4 separate regions of the Homo sapiens genome follow, and all the other regions are linked to region 3. The links are chromatin contacts, found by Hi-C or POLR2A ChIA-PET in ENCODE. All regions are on one chromosome and are shown on one strand. Each heading gives the region's core, a stretch centred on a gene start or an enhancer-like site at or near the end of the contact. The rest is flanking DNA. Distances are from core to core; before and after follow the strand shown. Region 1 has its middle 64 kb from the start of PLCG2. Region 2 holds the start of SDR42E1 (short chain dehydrogenase/reductase family 42E, member 1). Region 3 holds the start of C16orf46 (chromosome 16 open reading frame 46). Region 4 holds the start of PLCG2 (phospholipase C gamma 2).

The links. Hi-C counts contacts between places; a loop is a spot of excess contacts on that map. ChIA-PET counts read pairs that join two places held with the same protein, here RNA polymerase II (POLR2A). Pooled maps may share reads with other maps.
Region 1: a loop to region 3 is called in a map of CD8-positive, alpha-beta T cell, with 26 times the contacts of the local background. The contact joins the enhancer-like site here to the promoter of C16orf46 in region 3. A Hi-C loop is called at or near these places in 1 of 168 maps with a recorded cell type or tissue (CD8-positive, alpha-beta T cell), 2 of 37 single-sample maps with no recorded cell type and 10 of 50 pooled maps. POLR2A ChIA-PET finds 5 or more read pairs at or near these places in 2 of 52 experiments (AG04449 and WTC11).
Region 2: a pooled map shows a loop between it and region 3 (16-fold over the local background). The contact joins the promoter of SDR42E1 here to the promoter of C16orf46 in region 3. A Hi-C loop is called at or near these places in 7 of 50 pooled maps.
Region 4: a loop to region 3 is called in a pooled map, with 19 times the contacts of the local background. The contact joins the promoter of PLCG2 here to the promoter of C16orf46 in region 3. A Hi-C loop is called at or near these places in 7 of 50 pooled maps.

Annotation. Positions count from the first base shown.
Region 1 is chr16:81,714,162-81,717,233 of GRCh38, reverse strand. No RefSeq gene overlaps it. Among named protein-coding and RNA genes, the nearest start is that of PLCG2, 64 kb to the left of the region's middle. RefSeq lists a silencer at 1-94 and an enhancer at 2,968-3,072. Within about 2 kb of position 1,738, at least 5 of the 41 ENCODE cell types and tissues checked have a DNase peak (open chromatin) inside an H3K27ac peak, as active enhancers do; they include CD8-positive, alpha-beta T cell, where a contact is called at or near this core.
Region 2 is chr16:82,009,761-82,012,810 of GRCh38, reverse strand. It overlaps SDR42E1 (short chain dehydrogenase/reductase family 42E, member 1), which reads left to right and starts at 1,341. Exons shown (of 3, transcript NM_145168.3): 1 at 1,341-1,424. RefSeq lists enhancers at 997-1,076, 1,087-1,176 and a silencer at 1,417-1,566.
Region 3 is chr16:81,075,929-81,078,990 of GRCh38, reverse strand. C16orf46 (chromosome 16 open reading frame 46) reads left to right here and starts at 1,753. Exons shown (of 4, transcript NM_152337.3): 1 at 1,753-1,855. It overlaps C16orf46-AS1 (C16orf46 antisense RNA 1), which reads right to left. Exons shown (of 2, transcript XR_007065137.1): 2 at 2,393-2,567. RefSeq lists enhancers at 671-1,329, 1,442-1,491, 1,330-1,990, 2,082-2,221.
Region 4 is chr16:81,777,927-81,780,871 of GRCh38, reverse strand. It overlaps PLCG2 (phospholipase C gamma 2), which reads right to left and starts at 1,581. Exons shown (of 33, transcript NM_002661.5): 1 at 1,448-1,581. RefSeq lists silencers at 1,276-1,355, 1,366-1,465, 1,496-1,765, 1,794-2,088.

The sequences.
Region 1 (3,072 bases), core at 489-2,988, 640 kb before region 3:
TTGCACTCCAGCCTGGGAAACAAGAGTAAATCTCCGTCTCACAAAAAAAAAAAAAAAAAAAAAATTTCAGTTTAGGGATCATGCAGCCTCTGGCTCCAAGAGTATGAACCTTCCCCAGATTGCTCCTGGGCATAACATCACTATCGTAAAACCTAAGATCAGTGCTTGAGATATGTTGCAGACCCTGCACTCATGGATCAGCTGACACCACCCAGACAGGTAATCTGGCTCAACCAGTTCTGCCATCCCACCCAGGGACAGAAAACAGCAAGAAAACCTCACTTCAACCCCCTGTGATTCCATCTCCAGCCCCACCAATCAGCCCTCCCCACTTCCCAAGCCCCCACTCGCCAAATTATCTTTAAAAACTCTGATTCCCAAATATTCAGGGAGACTGATTTGAATAAAAATGAAACTCTGGGCTCCCGCACAGCTGGCTCTGTGTAAATTACTCTTTCTCCATTGCATTTCCCCTGTCTTGATCAATTGGCCCTATCTTGATCAATTGGCCCTGTCTAGGCAGTGGGCGTGGTGAACCTGTTGGGTGGTTACATACAAGAAGCCGTACATATTTAACACATACAACTCGGTGAGTGTGGGGATGAGCATACACCCGTGAAACCATACTGAAACTGCCTTTGCAAAATTTTAACAGGAGAAATGATGGCAGTGAAAGAAATCAGACCTAACCGACTCTATCTTGCTTCTAACCTTTAAGTTGTCCTTGTTCATTCCTGAACGTAAGTCAAACTAACTTTGGGAAGGAATTCAGTTCATGGCTTGACTCTGAAACAAAATTGGTAACAGCCCTTTCCTGAAAAGACCTCCTTCTTGCCTGGGGACCAGACTGCCTTTGCAGGACTAACAAATTAGCTACAAGATTAGAAATTTCAGTTTAGGGGTCATGCAGCGTCTGGCTCCAAGAGTCTGAACCTCCCCAAATTGCTCCTGGGGATAACATCATAGTCTATGCCATAAACCTTTCCATCTCCTTCAAAAGTTTCCTCCCGCCCCAGTTATTTGTTATTACGATTGTGTGTGATAATAACATCTCCATGCTTAGCAAATCTTAAGTATATACTGTAATATTGTTAACTATGGTCATTATGCGTATGGTACTTCTCAAGGGTTTTTCCATCTTGCATACCTGAAACTTCGTTCCCTTTGACCAATACCTCCCCACTTCCCCCTCCCTTCAGCCCTTGGCAACCACCATTCCACTTTCTGTTTCTATGAGTTTGATTATTTTAGATTCCTCATAGAAGTGGTATTATGCAGTATCTGTCCTCCTGTGCCTGGTTTATTTCACTTAGCACACATGCCCTCCAGTTCCTCCACGATGCTGCAAAGAGCAGGATTCCCTTCTTTGTAAAGGCGTAAAGGACACCACTTTGGAATGGTGTTCCATTGTGTGTATATATCACATTTTCTTTATCCATTCATCTGCTGAGGGACAATTGGGCCGATTCTGTATCTTGACAGTTGTGGACAGTCCTGCAGTGAACATGACAGTGCAGATCTCTTCTCTAGATCCTGATTTCAATTCCTTTGGATATGTTCCCAGAAGTGCGATTGCTGGATCATATATGGTAGTTCTGTTTTTCATTTTTTGAGGAAGCTCCCTGCTGTTTTCCACAGTGGCTATCCACCAATTTCCATTCTCACCAACAACGTACCAGGGTTCCCCTGTTCTCCACACACTCACCAACCTTTGTTTTCTTTTGTTTTTGATGATGGCCACACCTCACAGGTGTCAGGTGGTATCTCATTGTGGTTTTCATTTGCATTTCCTTGACGATTAGTGACTTTTTTTTTTTTTTTTTTTAGACAGAATCTCGCTCTGTCACACAGGCTGGAGTGCAGTGGCGCGATCTCAGCTCACTGCAACCTCTGCCTCCCCGGTTCAAGCAATTCTCCTGGCTCAGCCTCCCGAGTAGCTGGTATTACAGGCGTTCACCATTACGCCGAGCTAATTTTTTGTATTTTTAGTAGAGGTGGTGTTTCACTATGTTGGCCAGGCTTGTCTTGAACTCCTGACCTTGTGATCTGCCTGCCTCGGCCTCCCAAAGTGTTGGGATTACTGGCATGAGCCACCGCGCCTGGCCCCTTTGCCCATGTTTATTTCTATCGAATTCTGACAGACCTTTGCCCATTTTTTAATTGGGTTATTTGGTTTTTTGTTATTGAGCTGTAGGTCTTTTGCTTCTTCTCACATGTTTTCTAGCACTCCCCCTGGACCTGTTGGAAGCAGGTCCTCAATAATGAATTGCTGAATGCATGAATGGATGAATGAATGAATGAGGCCAAGCCCTTTTCCAAGATTCTCTGATCTCTTTTTTCTTATTGTGCTCTGGGGGAGCTTCTAGCAAAGTCTAGCTAGCTTTAGAGCAGCCTGTCAGTCACAAATGACAGCTCAGCTCACCAGGTTCTCATGCTGCACAACTCTGGGGAGCGCCATTCACACTGCAGTGTAAGAGACCGGAAGACAGCGCGTTCTAAGGCAGGCGCTGTAAGTGGGGCAACGTGGAGATGTGCATTGCCAGGCAGCCCCAGAGCTGTTTGTAAGAATCCAATTGTTGCCCTCTTGGTTGAGCTTCACACTGCTCCCAATGACAGGATTTGCCTTAAATTTTCTGAATTAGGCCGGGCCCGGTGGCTCATGCCTGTAATCCCAGCACTTTGGGAGGCCGAGGCAGGCGGATCACCAGGTCAGGAGATCGAGACCATCCTGGCTAACACGGTGAAACCCCGTCTCTAATAAAAATACAAAAAATTAGCCGGGCGTGGTGGCGGCGCCTGTAGTCCCAGCTACTCGGGAGGCTGAGGCGGGAGAATGGCGTGAACCCGGGAGGTGGAGCTTGCAGTGAGCCGAGATCGCGCCACTGCCCTCCAGCCTGGGCGACAGAGCGAGACTCCGTCTCAAAAAAAAAAAAAAAAAAAAAAATTCTGAATTAATACCGCTGTCCCCAGCACGGGGTTAGATCTCTGTTGGACTCTCACTGGGCCCATTTGGGGCTGGCACCAACAGTTGCTGGTTTTACTTGGAGGTGGGGGATGGTCATTGAGGTAGGT
Region 2 (3,050 bases), core at 92-2,591, 930 kb before region 3:
CCTTTAAAACACGCCTGATTATATTTTAAAAGAGTCCTCGGTGGCACAAGAATACTAACATTTAAATTCACCATTTCTCATGTTTATCCACACACTCTAAATCTGGGTATCCCTCAGAGGATCCTGTAATTCCCCAAAGGAAGTCTGTCTTCTTTACTGCATCCTCAGTGGGTCTTTTCTTCCTTAGCTGCTGGCCTCAAGAGCATATAGCTGGTCTCTCAGCCCCCTGAATACCCTTCCTCTTCTCTTCTAATTTTTATGTATCCTAAGCAGCCACTGCAAAGCTGTTCTTTAAGACTGCTTAGCACAAGAAGTCTCCTGTGACTTATGCCTGCCTAATAGGTGAGGACAAGACAGGCAGGAAAGCCAGAGCATCCTATGAGAGAGGCCAGTGCCAGGGACTGGCACTTCTTGATTTCTTCACCTGGGCTTCATTAATTTTTATATCCTAGGACTTGAGCTTTGTCCTTGTGACTGTGTGTGCTTAGTGAAAACTGAGCAGTAAATCAGGCAATTGATATGAACCTCTCTGAGTCTGCCTTTGGTACCAGATCTATCGGCAAGAGCACCACATGAAGTCAAAACTTCCATCCTCCAAGACACTAAAATGAAATCCTCCCCAGCCAGGGGTCCATTCCAGGATGCATGTCCATACACGTGTACAGTCTGCAACCATCCACAGAACCACACTCATGATGAGGAGACAAAAGATGGGCCTCAAAAGGAGACCTCTGAGTGAGGATGCCAACTTTCCTTTCTGCATTCCTTGGTTCCTTCAGCAACAAAGATTAGTCTTGGCATCACTGCCTGCTTGGCGACCAGAACAAAGAGAAATAAGGAAAATTAGGGACACAGGAAAACCTATGGGCACACATAGATATGGAAACTCAGAGATAATAGAAACTTAAAGAGATACATGGAGAGTGAATATTCTGCCTCCCTATAGAGCCTTTTCCATCATCCATCCACCCAAGCAATGCTGACCTGAGTGCCTATTTATCAGGCACTGGTCTTGGCCTTGGGGATAAACAAAGATGGAGGTGAAAGTCTAAAAGCAGACACTGGAGGTGGGAAGAGCAGTTGACGTGGCCCTAACAGGGTTCCCACCACGGCGGAACGCACAGACAGGGGACGTGGGGGAAGACGTGACCCTAAAAGGGTTCCCGCCACGGCGGAACGCACAGCCAGAGAACGTGGGGGAATTCATGAAGCGAACCTCCTGCTACCTCAACGCCGGTGAAGGTGAAGGAGACACCTGCGCGTCATAGAGACTCCGAGACCTCCAGGCTTCCTAGAGAGGCCCGGAAGTGGCTCCAGGAGGCAGGTCCGACGGCTTCGGCGCCCCAGCTGTGGTGATGGGTAGCTAGGAGGCCTGGGCCTCTCTGCCTGCTGTAGCCGTCTGCCGCGCCCTTGTTCCTGCAGCTGTGAGTGGGCCTGGGCTGGGGTTGGGGGGCCGCCGCCCTTCCGCGGGGACCCTGGACCGCCTCGGCCTGGAACGCGACAGGTGGCGGTCCCGGGGGTGGGGGACGGTGGTGAATGACTGAGCAGGGTGGCGGGAAGGAGTATCCCCTTTCAGATGTCTTCCTGATCCCAGGGGACCGGGCGCAGCTTGGCTTTCTAGAATGTCGCCAAGGCCTCAAACACTGGCCCTCCGCATTTTTTGTTTTTAAGGACATCGGGGCCCCAAGCTCCGAACTTTCCACAGGTGGCTGGCTATACTTGATTCCTGTCTTTGATTTTCTGCACACTTTGGGAGAACGATTACCTCCTCTTTATCACTTGGTTCTGGTTTGCCACTTAAAAGTGGCAGTGACAGGTTCCCATTTAAACTGCATGTATTTGTTGGGAAAAGGTAAGTAGGTTTAAACAAAACCTTATAGGCTAGTCATAATACCAGATGAATCAGATGTGACAGAAATTGTGGAGGTGGAGTGAGCCCTGAAAATCTGAGACGGGTCTCAGTTCATTTAGAAAGTTTATTTTGCCAAGGTTGAAGACATGTACCCATGACACAGCCTCAGGCGGTCCTGACGATGTATTCTTAATGTGGTCAGAGCCCAGTTTCGTTTTCTACATTTTAGGGAGACATGAGACAAGAACAGATGTAAGATGAACATGTTTTTCGGTCTGGAAAGGCGGGACAACTCGAAACGGGGAGGGGGCTTCCAGGTCATAGGTAGGTAAGAGACAAATGGTTGCATTATTTTGAGTTTGATTAGCCTCTCCAAAGGAAGCAATCAGATATGCCTTTATTTTAGTGAGCAGAGATACATGAATAGAATGGGAGGCAGGTTTGCCCTAAGCAGTTCTCAGCTTGACTTTTCCCTTTAGCTTAGTGATCTTGGGACCCCAAGATTTATTTTCCTTTCACAGTGATAAGATAATGACCTAAGCGAATCTGTATTGTCCCAGCCTTATTGTGCGGCATTACATGTAGTGGTTAAGAGTCATACAGACCCGGCTTCAAGTCCTGAACCCTGCCCAACCCCTTATGACCTGCATAATTTGTGGGCAAGGTTCCTAACCTCTGATCTATTTTCCTCATTTCTGAAAGCTGATGATAATACTAGTAACAACTTCGGAAGATTGTCCTGAGGCTTAAATGCTAAACCTTTAAACTACCTGTATTAATCCATTCTCATGCTGCTAATAAAAACATACCCAAGACTGGGTAATTTATAAAGTTAAGAGGTTTGATGGACTCACAGTTCCACATGGCTGGGGAAGCCTCATAATCATGCCAGAAGGCAAAAGAGGAGCAAAGTCACATCTTACGTCTTATATGGTGGCAGGCAAGAGAGCTTGTGTAGGGGAACTCCCCTTTATAAAACCATCAGATCTTTTGAGACTTATTCACTATCAAGAGAACGGCATGGGAAAAACCCACCCCTGTGATTCAGTTACCTCCCACTGGGTCCCTCCCAGGACACGTGGTAATTATGGGATCTACAATTCAAGGTGAGATTTGGGTGGAGACACAGCCAAACCATATCATTCCGCCCCTGGCCCCTCCCAAATCTCATGCCCTCACATTTCAAAACCAATCATGC
Region 3 (3,062 bases), core at 504-3,003:
ATCTCCCTTTAATTTTAAAAAATAGATATGGGGTCTTGTGACACTTCCCAAGCTGGTCTCAAGTGATTCTCCTGCCTTAGCCTCTCCTGTGAGTAACTGGTATTACAGACGCAAGCCACCACTCCTGGCTTTTTTTCTTTAAAATACATTTTATGTGTTAGAGGAAGTTTACAGTCACAGCAAAATTGAGGAGAAGGTACAGTTCTGTACGCTTCCATTCTCCGTTTTTGCAAAGTGGGATCTTACTATAAGTAGAGTTTCTGGTATCTTGACTCAATTCCTATGTTGACTTTTTATAAACATAACTAGCCAAACCCTTGTCCCTTCATGTTTCCACTCAATCATGCTATCGGGCTTTTACCTGCTAAATGCAGGAATAGTTAGTGTGAAGGAAGTCAGGTTCTAGATCCTCCAACTTCCCCATGTACTTGCCGTTAGGTTATTTAATTAATATTCATTTAGCAAATCTTAGTTAAGACTTTTGGTATACTTCCCAGAAACTTTTTTCTAATATGCAAGGTCTTGCACTGTTTCCCAGGCTGGAGTGCAGTGACACAATCATAGCTTACTGCAACCTTCAACTCCTGGGCTCAAGGGAGCCTCCTGCCTCAGCTGGGATTCCAGGTGTGAGCCACGGTGCCCAGCTGTTTTCAATAGATCTGAAGGAAGACCAAAACAAATTGTCAACTGATAAAACATTTAAATGTTTTTGGTTAATACTTACTAGCTTGAGATACAATAAAACCCCTTTTATTTGCATCTTCCTATTTATGTGAACAAGGTACCTAAGCTTACACGTATGAAAAAAGTTGGAATAGAATTATAGCTGAATCCGTCTCATTGGAGCAATCACAGTGCTAGAGAACTTAGATACCAAAATTTTTTTTGAGACTTGAGTTTTGCTCTCCAGGCTGGAGTGCAGTGGTGCCATCACAGCTCACTGCAACCTCCGCCACCCGGGTTCGAGCCAGTCTCCTGCCTCAGTTTCCCAAATAGCTGAGATTACAGGCGCCCGCCACCACACCCGGCGAATTTTTGTATTTTTAGTAGAGACACGGTTTCGCCATGTTGACCAGGCTAGTTTCGAACTCCTGATCTCAGGTGATACACCCACCTCGGCCTCCCAAGTGCTGGGATTACAGGCGTGAGCCACCGCGCCTGGCCTAGATACCGGTTTTCTACAGCAGAAATAGTCACACTTTCTAAAGCAGAAGGGCTTTGGAGTCAGACCCGAGCTGGAGTGGGGGATGCTTTGCGATCTCTCTTCAGCAAGCTGTTGTTTTAGGGACGTGGGGCCACCTTCCTTTATTTGTATAAAAGATGCCACTGCCCACTTAAGAGCTGTGCTGCTCCGGGCCAGCAGTTCAGCGAGTGCCCGTCGGCCTGGTGCTGTCGGTCACGTAAGTGGGCTCTTTGAGGCTCACAACGCGTCCTCCCTGGACGTTCTGGGCCTGTTAAGTTTGTGTCCGTGGGAAACGCTCACGGCGGTTCCCCAGAGGGCCGAGGGAGAAAAGTGAGGACGTTTCTGGCCGCCTGGCATCTGCTAAATATCCTAGCAGGCACAAGGGCTCCCCAACGGGACTCGCCGACCCGAGAGCCCGGGTGGGCCTCAAGCCCCGCCATCTGAGACCCTCCGTCGCTGGCCCTTCCGGCGGCAGCGCCCGGAGCGGATAGGAGATGCCACGAACCGCCTCGCCAGTGCTAGGCTTTGTTGGGCTACGTCACTTCCGCCGCGGTCCCGCCCCCAGCGTGGTCGTAACCCAAGGCAACGGCCCATCCGGCAGCGACCTGAGTAGCTCTTGCCAGTAGGCCGGGACTAGCTGTCTCGGGGCCTTCCATCCGCTTGGCCCCACAGGTAGGTGTGAGCGGCCATTTCTCCACCCCTGGGGCAAGGCCCGGGACCACTCCAAAGGCGACAGAGCGAGAGTCCCTGCCTCGTTCGAAAGGAAGCGAGAGGGAGCGAAAGGCAGAGGCACTATGTGCCGGGGCTTCCCCAGAGCGGGCGGGGTCTGGGGAGGGGCGGGGCCTGAGGAGGATCCGTTGGGAGCGGAACCCTTTAAGGGTGGGTAGACGGAGGACGGGGAGGAATTCGAACGGGCAATCCAGAACGCTTTTCTGAATGGGATAGTTTGAAAGAAGGGCAGGCGTCTTTGTGGCACGGTAGGAACTGGCGGAGGAAGGGGAAGAGCTAGATGAGGAAAAAAGGCTTATGGCATAAAGGGAGGAGCCTGATAGAGAAAGGGGTGTGGCCTGCAGGAAGGGGCGGGGCTAGATGAAGAGGTGGAGCCGAGCGTGATGCGCCTGGGCTTTAGGGGTGGCAGGTGGAGCGCGTGTGTTTGATGACTTGCGCTTTGCTGTGGACTGTAAGCTGTGTGAGAGTAGAGAAGACGGATGCTGCTTTAGCTTTTTATTCTCAGTGCTAGGTACTTAGTGAATTCATTAATGTGAGTTGAAAAAGGGGAAGAGTTTGAGACTGAGATTGGAATAGATGTGGTCTGATCGGGAGGGATGGTGTAGAAACTGCGCTCCTTGGCATCATTCTGTGAAATACTTGAGGTTCCTGTGACCTGTAGGCATATAATAAGCAGAAGGCACATATAATTAACAAGGAGGATAAAATTTATACTCTTGGAAATATGAACAAATTGTGCAAGTTGGGTGGCGCGGGTGCTTAACTTTCAGACAAAGGTTCAGCTCCTTCCAGTGTGTTTCTAAATGCGACTCCCAACTCATTTTCCTGTAGAAACTGTGTCACAAATGATCAGGATGCCCAGGTCAGTCTTCAGGACCTATTTAACTGGTTCATGTAAGTGAAGATTGGTCCTGTATTAAGAAACTTAACTTCTGCCATGGCTAACAATATTTCTAATGATTATTCCTTCATTCAGCATAGGTTGTTAAGGAGCCGACCCACAGGAACGTTCATTCAAATTCCAAATGAGGCTGCCAGAAACTCATCTTTCCCTGGTTGGAATTTAAGATTCCTTTAAACCTATAGCTTGTAGGAAGATGAGGGTGTGTGGCACAGTGGAGAGCCAATGAGAAGTTGAGGCAAGGTGATA
Region 4 (2,945 bases), core at 332-2,831, 700 kb before region 3:
TAGTTTTAGTAGAGATGGGGTTTCACCATGTTGGTGAGGCTGGTCTGGAACGCTTGACCTCAAGTGATCAGCCCAGCTCGGCCTCCCAAAGTGCTGGGATTACAGGTGTGAGCCACCGTGCCTGACCAAGAAATGTTTTCAAAAGTTTTCTCACCAGCAGCTTTTCATTGACTCTACCCAATGAGTGCAAAAGGGCTATTCATGGGGTCTGTGCTTTTCCACTTCCAGAGGAACTGCCCATACTCCAGTCGCTGGTGGGGGAAGGCAGCTGCATCATTAGGTGACTTAAACATCAGTGAGGCTCACAATGACGATTGTCCCTGAGCTGGTATACACGTGACTGCACACACACCTTTGCAAGAGAAACTGCTTGAGGCTGGCATAGACTTCAAAATTCTGTAAAACTTCCCCGCAGAACTGTAGTCAAGGACGAGGGCCCATGCCCCAGAGAATGCCCTTGAACCAGAGAGTCAGGAACTGCCCAAGGACTCTCCATGGATGCGCCCCGATTCTCAGCGAACCTCGTGGAACAGCAATAAGCCCCAATTCTCGACACAGCCCTGGAAAATTGGGTGGCTCCAGTATCCAGAGGGGGAAACAGACTCAAAAAGGTTCTTCAACTTGCCCAGGGTCCCACTGATGGAACTGAAATTCAAATTAAGTTCCGACGGGCAAGGCCACCTGTTTCCCTCGCGCCATGTCACCCCTTTACCACCCCGCCCCCCATAGTTTCTCACCCTAGTTCAAGATTAGGGTACCAAGAGAGCCCCGCCCCACCGTCCTGCTGGAATCCAGGAGCTCCCCGTCCAAACGGGGCACGTCTTTAACCTGAACTCTTGCGCTGTGCGGGTAATGCCCTCTTTGGGATTCCAAAACACAACAAAACACAACACGCACAGACACACGCATAATTACGCAGACAGCTGCGGAGCGGGCATCGCGAGTGTCCTGCAAGCTCTCCAAAAGTCTCCGGGAAGGACTGCGCCTCCCGCGGTATCGCTCCCACCCGCCACCCGCAACCACCGAAGTGAGACAGGGAAGTGTGGCTCCGAGCGTCCGCGAGCTCTGGGCACAAGGGCCGTCAAGAGAGACGGCGCCACCCCACGCAGAGCCGCTCGAAAAGAGGAGTTTTGAACGCCAGCCCCCACACGACCCCTGACCTTCCTCCCGGTCCCCATTCAAAGCTGGGGCCGCCCCACCGCACGGACCGGAGAGGTGGCGCCGGCCCGGGGTGAGGAAGTGGCCAGCGGCTGGGCCAGGATCCCTGCCGTCACCAAACGGACCCCGGGCACGGCGGGCCGGGGTCCCCGAGGGTGCGCCCCGTCCCTGCCCGCTCCGGCTGAGCCAGGACGCAGACCCCCTCGGACGCAGCGCCCTGGGAGCCGGTCCCCGCGGGGCGCAGGTCCCTGGGCGCCCTGCCTGCCTCGCTCCCGGCCGGGCAGCTCACCTGGCCGTGCCGCCCGGGCACAGCTGCCCGCCTGCCCCGGGTTTGGGCTCCGGGGTCCCGCGCGCGCAGCCCGCGTCCCGACTCGGGTCACTCAGCGCCGCTCACGCCCTCCGCCGCCGGCGCTCGCTACTTCTGCTTCGGCCGCGGCGCCGCGCCACGTGATCCTCGGGGGCCGCCCCCCGCACCGCCCAGCCTCGCCCCGCCTCGCCCCGCCCCAGGCGCGCCCAGCCGGGTCCGCCTCTCGGAGCGCACCCCGAGTGCAGCGTCCCCGCGCCCTCCCCGCCATGGAGCGGCCCAGGCCTGGAGCCCCGCCTCTGCGTGCCAAAGAAGAAACTGAGGCAACCCGAGGGGAGGCTACCTGCCCGAGGCCACTTGGCCAGGTGCAAAGGGAATTCCCCAATATCATGGCATTCCTGGAGAGCCGGCCGCAGTCCAGGTGTTTGCCGTATACTTAACACACTCCCGGCCGGGCGCCCGGGCTCACGCCTGTCATCCCAGCTCTTTGGGAAGCCTAGACGGGAGGATCGTCTGAGCTCGAGAGTTCGAGACAGCAATGAGCTAGGATGGGTGTGGCCGAGAGACACTCCGTCTCAAAAATAAATAAATAAAAATTAAAAATAAATATACTCTTCACAATTACCCGCCAGGAATTGCCAATTCATGGCCCTAATTTGAAGCCCTCGTTGAGGCTGCGCTGGAGTCAGACCAACCCTTACTGCTACCTTAGGCAGACCACTTAAAAACCGACAGCCTCAGTTTCCCCATCTGTAAAACGTGATCAACATAGTGCCAGCCCCAAAGGGAGTCAGGAGCAAAGAACCCCAGACAATTGATGTCCCGTTTTCCTGATCTCATGGGAAGAAGCTAATATGTTCTTTAAGAAATTTATTTTTCCGTTCGTGTGTTGCATGAAGCTATCTGATTCAAACCCTTCCTATGCTCTTTGATGGAGGTATCTTTGTTGTGACTAGAGGCAGTTTCAGGGGCACCTAGACAGCTGTCAGGCACTTGAATTTCACTTCCAAGTTGCTTGAGTTATAGCTTCTGTTTTCTAAGAGGCAGGGTCTCACTCTGTCACCCAGGCTGGAGTGCAGTGGTGCCATCATAGCTCACCACATCCTCGAACTCCGGGACTCAAGCGATCCTCCTGCTTCTGCCTCCTGAAGAGCTGGGACTATAGAGGCACACCACACTTGGCTAATTTTCTCTTTTTTCGACATGAGGTCTCACTATGTGTCCCAGGCTGTTCTTGAACTCCTGACCTCAAGCAATCCTCCTGCCTCTACCTCCCAAAGCACTGGGATCACAGGCATGTGCCACTGGTCTGTTATAGCGTTTTTTTTGTGTGTGTGTGTTTTTGGTTTTTTTTGTTTTTTTTTTTGTTTTTTTTTTGTTTTTTTTTTTTTTTGAGACAAAGTCTTGCTCTCTTGCCCAGGCTGGAGTGCAGTGGCACGATCTCGGCTCACTGCAACCTCCACCTCCCAGGTTTAAGCGATTC